2 separate regions of the Mus musculus genome follow, and region 1 is linked to region 2. Evidence: chromatin contacts called from ENCODE POLR2A ChIA-PET data. All regions are on one chromosome and are shown on one strand. The core of a region is the stretch at or near the end of the contact, and the rest is flanking DNA. Distances in the headings are between cores, read along the strand shown. Region 1 holds the start of Txlna (taxilin alpha). Region 2 holds the start of Bsdc1 (BSD domain containing 1).

The links. ChIA-PET counts read pairs that join two places held with the same protein, here RNA polymerase II (POLR2A).
Region 1: POLR2A ChIA-PET joins it to region 2 with 13 read pairs in embryonic stem cell. The contact joins the promoter of Txlna here to the promoter of Bsdc1 in region 2. POLR2A ChIA-PET finds 5 or more read pairs at or near these places in 3 of 5 experiments (Patski and embryonic stem cell).

What each region holds. Positions count from the first base shown.
Region 1 is chr4:129,639,558-129,643,984 of GRCm38, forward strand. Txlna (taxilin alpha) reads right to left here and starts at 1,508. Exons shown (of 11, transcript NM_001199695.1): 1 at 1,414-1,508; 2 at 699-870; 3 at 1-10. The coding sequence starts at 864. Kpna6 (karyopherin (importin) alpha 6) reads right to left here. Exons shown (of 14, transcript NM_008468.4): 14 at 4,422-4,427.
Region 2 is chr4:129,459,986-129,464,174 of GRCm38, forward strand. Bsdc1 (BSD domain containing 1) reads left to right here and starts at 1,694. Exons shown (of 11, transcript NM_133889.2): 1 at 1,694-1,720; 2 at 1,957-2,017. The coding sequence starts at 1,710.

The DNA of each region.
Region 1 (4,427 bases), core at 258-2,757, 180 kb after region 2:
GCTCGAGCCCCTACAGCAGGAAAGATGAAGACACGGGATTAAAGTTCAGTGGTCATACCACTCGCTTGGATCTTCTTTAAGCCCAGATAAACACACTGGTGTGGGTTAAATGTTGTTTTATTTATTTATTCGGTTGAGTTAGGCTCTCTCTACAGGGCCCTGGCTGTCTTGGAACTTAGTATGCAGGCTGATCACAAACTCCGAGATCTGTCTGCCTCTGCCTCCTGAGTTCTGTGGACAATGGTGAGGGACACTAGGCCTGGCCTCAATTTAAGTTTTTTTAAACCCTAAGTTTGTTTAGTTATAAAACAAGTATTTCTAACACCCAAACATACTTGTTATAAAAGCCAACTGTGTAAAGCACCCCTGTGTGAGGAGCAGTTGGCATGTGGCAGACGCTGCACCTCATGAAGGACAATTACCCACCACTGGCAAGTGTTCTCTGGGAATATGACTTTGCTTACGGGGTGCTTCATTTGACTGTCTTCGTTTAAACCAGTCAGAGCATGCTCCCAAGGTTGCGCCCCACGGCTAAGAGTGGGAAGGTTCACCACCTCCCCAGGAAACAAAAGGATCACACAGAATGAGCATCGTTCATTCTATAGTTCCTTCTTCTTGGGTAAACACTGGCCTCAGAAGACAGACCAGTACCAGAAACTCCTCCCTCTGCCCACTGGAAAAGCAGAGCTGGCACACACCCTCGGTCTTCCCAGGAGCCTGGCTTGTGGAACCTTCGGCTTCCGCCCCAGGAGCTGTCTGTCTGGGTCGTCCATGGGCTCCCTCCGGTCCTGCTTCCCGTTGCCCCGGGCTGCCCTTCGAGTTGGAGTGTTTGGCAGGCCCATTCTTTTTGTCTTGGTTCTTCATTGTGATCTGCAAGGCCAGAAATGGGGCAGATCCTTTAAGGACCCAGTTGCTTTTTTTTTTCTAGACTTCAAAATTCTTCTTCACAACTAGATAAGAAATCCCCAAATCTGACGCTCGAAGCTTCAAACAGACCGGTCGGTCTTCGCCCGGGATTTCACGGTCCCATGGAAGGTTTCCGAGAAGCTGCCCCTGAGTGAGTGAGGGAAGGAAGAGGCCTCCTTTCTCCCGAATGCCACTTCTCGGCACCACACGGCTCCCTCTCGGCAGCCGGAGCGCGGGATTGGCTCAGAGCCGCAGACTGACGTGGCGGGATGCTCCAGTCCCGATCGGCTCCCCGCCCCACCAGGTCCCACGTGGGACCCCCGCGCGCGCGCGCGCACAGAAGCCACCCACACCCCACGCGCCCTCTAGACCTAGAGTACGCACGCGCAACACTGGGGCAGGCCGCCCTCCCCCCGACCCCCCGAATTAGTTGTTCCTCTACGGCCAACGCGTCCTGGGCCACAGACCCTCTGAAGAGCTCGTCCCACGTACAGCCCATAGACATACTTCACCACGGACGTCCGGCGGCGTCCTCCTCTCCGGCCGAGCACCGGAAACCTAGGTAACTGCTGCCAACAGGACCGCCCTCTCCTGCCGCAGCCAATCAACAGCAAACGCGGGCGCGGAGCTTGCTGGGAAAAAAGAAGTCAAGGCGGCTTTGGAGGCGGGAGTGGGAAAAACTACGAGCCCCTTCATGCCTCGCGGCGCCGCACAACTCCCGAGATGCAACCGAAAAGCATAGGAGCCAAATACCCTGAGGGTCCGAAATTATGTCATTGGTCGAGAGATTTTTGTCAGCCTCTTTTCTGGTACTGAAGCTATGATTGGCCTTAAACTTTGGCATTCTGGTCTTTTTTTTTTCTTTTTTTTTCATACACTCATTAGTCCTTTATAAACATGTATGACTTTCTATGATCTCTGAGAACTCGGAAGAGGGATAGAAAGGTAAACTAATTTGTTATGTGCCTGGCATTTTTTTCCCCTCTATTACAATAGAAGGTTTATAATAATTCAAACGTTTTTTCCTCGTATCCAGTAGCTTGATTCTCATAATTACTCGGATTAAGTACAAAATACTCAGTGATCTGTGAAATATACGATAGTACAGAAAAGCCTAGTTAAAATAAAACAAACTACTATTTGTTTGTTAGAGACAACATCTCGTTATATGTGGCTTTGGCAGGCCTGGAACTCCCTATGTAGATTAAATTGGCTTTGAACTCAAGAGTTTTGTCTGTCTTTGCCTCCCCATGGCTTGGACTAATGGCAAAGGCCACCAGGTAAAGGGTAAATAGTTTAAGGCTCCATCAATATTGTGTGGTTATAGCAGATTCAAAGCTGGAAGCCTGACACCAGCACCCATCCTTTAAAAATATTTCTTTGCCCCCTGAGTCAGGGTTTCTTTGTGTAGCCTAGTGTGTCCTAGAACGTAATCTTTGACTATGCTGGCTTCTAACTCAGAGCTGCCTACCAAAACCGGTTGGAACCATTCTCCGACACCACAGCTGTTCTCTGAGGCAATTTATGCCCCGCCTTCTAACCCCACCAGCTTGGCAATTACTCCCTCAGAAAGGGATTGAAGCCAGGGAGTTTGGCTTTAGGCAGGTTGGTAAACTCCCACCCTACCACCCCTGCCCCACTTTCTGCAAAGTATCAAGTGTTACTGCTTTAAAATGTTAGATTTTTCTCGTCTTTGTTCTTCATTATGATTTGCAGTGCCAGTGTAGGCTCAGAACATTAAAAAAAACCCCACAATTGTGATTTCAATTCTTTTGTTGTGTGGAGTTTGTTTTGTTTGATAAGGTCTTGCTTTATAGAGCTGGCTGGCGTGTAACTCTCTATGTAGATCAGGCTGTCCTAGAAACTCACGTGTTGAAATTACTGTTGGCTAAATGCTGCAGCCTCAAGAGGCTAGAGTCAGGCTGTGGGGTAGAGCATGTTGCAAATTGTGCTAATTGGACTTTGTTTTAGGGTTCTTAAATGATGTCTATTTTTCTGTAATAGGTCTGCCAAACAGACTCAGAGTAGAGTTCTGTCTGTTCACATGTAACTTTGAGAGACAATAAACTCAGTGACAGAGTACTTACCCGGAGTGATCAAAGCTGAAAAGAGAAAGCGTTGGCACTTGACCAGTTTACTGAGGGAACCGAATCTCAGAAAGGTTTGCGTTAAAGGTACCTGGAAACCACTGCCCTGATTGCTTCTCAGTAAACACTTGGAAATCTCTGAAGAGGTAGCATCTACATCAGGTCTTTACCAAATTCCATACAAAGAGGAAAGCGATTCTGGAGCAGTGGTTCTAAACCTTCCCAGTGCTGCAGCCCTTTAATACAGTTCCTCGTGTTGGGGTGACCTCCAACCATAGAATTATTTCTCTTGCTACTTTATAATTTTGCTACTGTTTTGAATCATACATGTCTGTTTTCTGATGGTCTTAGGCAATACTTATGAACACCCAGGTTACAAAAAAACAGGTTGCATCAGGGCAAGACTGTAATCCCAGCACTGAACAGAGTACAGAAGAGTTCTGTCTCTAACAGGCTCACTGCCTCTGGCCTCCAAATGCCTGTACATGCATGTTGGCAGTTAGGTCGCCCAGCTCCTTTAAACTCCTAGATTGGAGCAGTTCTGCCTCGACCCTGGCTGGAGAAACAGACACACCCTACTCCAGCATCTCTGTCATTCCCACTGCTAGGTACAAACTCATACCTTCCTCCCTCCACCCCCTTTATGGCAGGGTCTATACAGCTCTGACTGTCTGGGAACTATGTAGACCAGGCAGACCTTGAACTCTGAGAGATCTGCCTGCCTCTGCCTAGTGTGTGCTGGGATTAAAACCCCACCAACTGCTTGGCAGCTCCCACCTCCTCCACCCCCGCCTTGATTTAGGAATATTATGTAGCCAAAGCTGGTCTTAAACTCACTAGGAGGCGTTTTTGGTTTTTTTGGGCAGCCAATAATCTTGAGCTCCTGACATTCGTGGCTCTGCCTCCCCCAGCAAGTGCTGGGGTCCTAGGCATGTCTTACCATGCTGGCCAAAACTCAGTCTCGTAGAGCCAAAGCTTACTTTTTGACAGCAGCACTGATACTGGCTTCCACATTGTGTAGATTGTGACTGCATTCTTCTTTACGGGAGTGGTGGATTTCAAAGTCACACAGCAAAAGTTGACGTGAGAATGAATGAATGCCAGGGACTGGGTGTGATCCTGTACTTTATGATCGGGAAACCTTAAAGTTTACTACATATAAAGAAATGACTAACCCCCAACAGCTGATGCAGCTGTCATTCTACAGACATGCTAATGGGTTAACCACTTTGTTTTTCAGATAGGGTTTCATATAGACAGGCTGACCCTGAATTTCTGGACCCCCTCCCTCTACAAGCAGTGTCTGGCTTATGTGATACACAGGGTTGGATCCAGGGCTTCAGGCATGCTAATCAAGTACTCTACCATCTAGAGCCTAGGTCTCATGTGCACTTCCCAGTCCAGGGTCACTCCAAACCAAAGAAGACAATTTAG
Region 2 (4,189 bases), core at 444-2,943:
GCATGGTTTTATGTGTGCGATTATAAATTAACAGTTCAGGGCTTGGATGTAATTTACTGATAGCATGTTTGCCTAGCACCTGCAATATCTTGGATTAAATTGTCTAGTTAAAAAAAAAAAAATACATGCCGGGCAGTGGTGGCGCATGCCTTTAACCCCAGCACTTGGGAGGTAGAGGCAGGCAGTAGTTCCAAGTGACCTTTAATGTGGGGAATGAAATTGCAAAGGTAGATTCTGTTGGGGATTAAAGAACTCAACTTGTTTCTTAGCCCATCTTGTTCAGTAGCACAAATCATTTATCACAGCATTTTTTAGCTTTAAACCTTGTGCATTCGTTGCAGGCAAAGCATGGACCTTAGAAGGGAGAAAGACCACTGGAAATTACTCATTCCATTTTTTCTCCCTTAACAGCCTTATGGTGGTCTACTTTATTTTTTTATTTATTTATTTATTTATTTATTTATTTTTATTACATATTTTCCTCAATTACATTTCCAACGCTATCCCAAAAGTCCCCCATACCCTCCCCCCCACTTCCTTACCCACTCATTCCCATTTTTTTTTTGGCCCTGGCATTCCCCTGTACTGGGGCATATACAGTTTGCGTGTCCAATGGGCCTCTCTTTCCAGTGATGGCAGACTAGGCCATCTTTTGATACATATGCAGCTAGAGTCAAGAGCTCCGGGGTACTGGTTAGTTCATAATGTTGTTCCACCTATAGGGTTGCAGATCCCTTTAGCTCCTTGGGTACTTTCTCTAGCTCCTCCATTGGGAGCCCTGTGATCCATCCAATAGTTGTTAGTTTTTTAGACAGGAGAAATACCAGCAACAATCTTTTTGAAAGTTAGATGGGAGGCCTTGGGGAACACTGGGAGAATTAGTATATAGCTTGTTCCTCAGGCAGGTAAGAGGCTATGGGATCAGGTAGCAGTGATGACCTTGATTACAGTGTAGCCTTCGAGGAGGGGAGTCAACCTCCTGCTGGAGGTGAAGGAGGGGTTTGTGTAGATTGAGGAAGTAGTAGGTAGGGCCACAGGATCTATGTAAATCCCCCTTCCACCACACAATAGACCTCAATTCCCCCCTATCAGTGGGATTTTTCCAGAACACTTTCAGCTAGCGTTTTCTTAAATCGGGCTTAAGAAATAATGTGAATATGTATCTGCCTCTCCAAATGATCCTGGGTGTCATCCCGAGGAGAGCTCTGGATTCTCCCCATAGCCTTACTCTGGCTCTGAGGTCCGCAATCGGAGCTTGCTGAATTAGCCTGCAGCAGAACACCAAGGAGCTGCTACGCGGCTGGCTTCACAAAGGGGGGCGGAACTTAACTCCAGGTTCTAAGAACACAACGTCCCAACCCGGCCTCTCCTTTCCTCGCCTCGCCTTCTAATTGGCGGTCTAACGAGCCTGCCGAAATTGGCCCGGAGAGGCCACTGTAGTCAGGGACTACCGGGAAAGCTAGCGGCTGGTTGGTGGGACCCGAGGACAATCTTACACACCATTGGATCGAGAGTTCAGAGGCGGGACAAATCGCATTTGGGACATGGATTGGACAAAGGCCAGACACATTGATGTAGGGGGGCGGGGACTGGGCGGAGAGTTGTCCTTGTGTTAAGATTGGGGCACGCTCATGGGGGCGGAGCCTGAGGGGGCGGTGCCGTGTCGGAAGTCAAAGGTCGGTAAATAGTGGTGATGTCATGCTGGCAAGATGGCGGAAGGGTGAGCTTGGCGTTCCGCTTTCTGGCGTTGGGGGCTTGGGCTTTTCGAGGGATGGGGTACTGGGCCAGGGGTCCCTGTTGGGGACAGGCTGCCGGTGCGGGTGCGGACTGAGCTGGAAGGGCAGAGCGGAGGCGTGGTGCGAGGGCATGGGGAAGCGGCCGGAAAAGCCTCATCTCCGGCCGGAGGCTGGGCTGGAGTCGCCCGGCAGGGCCGTCAGATGTGTCTGTCTTCCACAGGGAGGACGTGGGGTGGTGGCGGAGCTGGCTGCAGCAGAGCTACCAGGCAGTCAAAGAGAAGGTAAGCCGGGCCAGCACCCTTCCCTCGGCAGGGCACCGCGGCCGTCTCCTTGCAACCAACCCCAGCTAGCCCCTGCTTGGGTTTTTTTGAGCTTCTGTGAGGCCATTTACGAGAAAAGGGTAGAACACCACCACTAACAACATCTTACTCTTAAACAGCAATATTTATTAGAATATGTGACAGTCACTACTCACAGACAGGTTGGGAGGATATAGACCTTAGCCAGACAGATAGTCTTGGGCCTCACAAAGCTCAGTCTGGTGTGGAGGCAGTCAAGCAAAATAGTTGCTTAGTTACTGTTGTGAATACCGGGAAAGGGCAGTCCCTAATTGTCCAGACTAGGGAGTCATGAGCATGCCAAGGAAGGTGTAGCCAAGAATCCGGGTAGAGATGAGGATTGCCATATGCGCTGGTACCTGATGGTGCCTATGTGACTGGTTTACAAAGGGATGAGGGGGGGCCAGAGAGTGGAGACCTGGGGAAGTGGCTGTGATTGTGACTAATGCTTGTCCTTGTCCTAGGCAATGCCAGTTGGTGTTCCTGTTTTATCCCACATTCCTTTATTTACAGGCAGCCCAACTAAGTCGTGGGGTAACTAATTACTGTTTACCTCAAGCAAGTGAAGGGAGTCGTGCTTCAGGGCAGACTCCGAGAGGCTTCTGATCTCAAGTCAGCCCAGTACTTTAGGAACGGTTTTTGTTTGTTTGGTTTTTGGTTTTTTGGTTTTTGTTTTTATTTTCTCCTTGCTCCGGGTTCTCCTGGGAAGCCTCCGCTCAAGCTACAGCTCAGCACATCTGAGAATTCCCTGTGCTGGAAGTTTTATTGATGATGGAGAGGCAGGACTTTACGCTAAGGATTAATATGAGACCTCAAGCATGCAAAGAAAGTGTGCTATCCGGCAGGTGTCCTGTCCTGTGAGGACTCCCCGTGTGTTTCGAGGCTTTCAGGAAGAGACTTAATCTCTCCCTTTAGTTCCTTACATTTCTGGGAACTTGGACAAGTTATTTTGTTGTTATTGGTGGTGGTCGTGGTTTGTTTTATTTTGAGACAGGGTCTCATGGTGTATGTCGCCCTTGGCTGCCCTGGGACCATTATGTAGACCAGGCTGGCCTCAGCCTCACAGAGATCCGCCTCCTTCTGCTTCCTGAGTGTTGAGATTAAAGGCGTGTAGCTTATGACTTGGGCAAGTTTGTTTATCTGGTTTCTTCTTCTTCTTCTTCTTCTTCTTCTTCTTACCTTCCTCACTGTGAAATGGCAGTACCTCTCTAATGCGATGTCACGAGGATCACATGATAATATGCAGAACACTCAGACAATATGTGGTCTCTCTGGGTGCTACATAGGCATTCGCTCTTTATTAAGTGACTCAGTAAAACTCAGTCACCGTTTTTCGACTTTTCCCTTGCTCCTCTGCTGCCGTCTTTGCTGCTGGCCATCTCCGCTCCCTTTGGGTCGGTGTCTTCCTGCTCTCTTAGCAAACGTCCTCTCATTTTGAGAGGGGCGTGTAACCTGACTTCCTCTGCTTGCTTCCTTCCCACTCCTGCCTTGAGTCTACTGAGTCCCCATCCAGTGCATCCAAGTTCATGTACAGATCCAACGCGTCCAAGTTCATGTACAGACAGACACAGCACTAGAGAAAGCTCTGCTGCATTGTGTGCTCCCCCGACACGTGCCCTGGTCTCACTTCGTCTAGGCACGCCCCCAACAGACCTTTTCTCCCTCTTATTTTACTCTTCCCCTTGACGTCGGAAACTCTTCCCTCAAGTCTGTGTTCAGCAGCCTGGCATACTTTAAAAATACGACGTCAATAAGCTTGATTTCGGGTTACTCCCTCCCCACCCCTGAAGCCACCACCTGGACACTTATCTGTAATGACAGTCATTTCACACTTGCCAGCTCCACTGGGTACTTTTTAGCCCTTATCTTTCTGGAACTTTCTGCAGCAGTTGGCACTACCATGCTCCCCACCCCACCCTACCCCACCTTTTTTTGAACTGTCACTCTTCCGACTTTTGTGATGTAACTCTCTCCCAGTTCTCCACACCCTTGTGCACTGTGCAGGTTTTTCTTTCCTGACTGTTGAACTCATGTTCCTCTACCTGCCCTTAAAGATGGGCCTCTGAAGATCTTTGTCCTCAGCTCACAACTGTGTGTGCTCTGCATGGTCTGTTG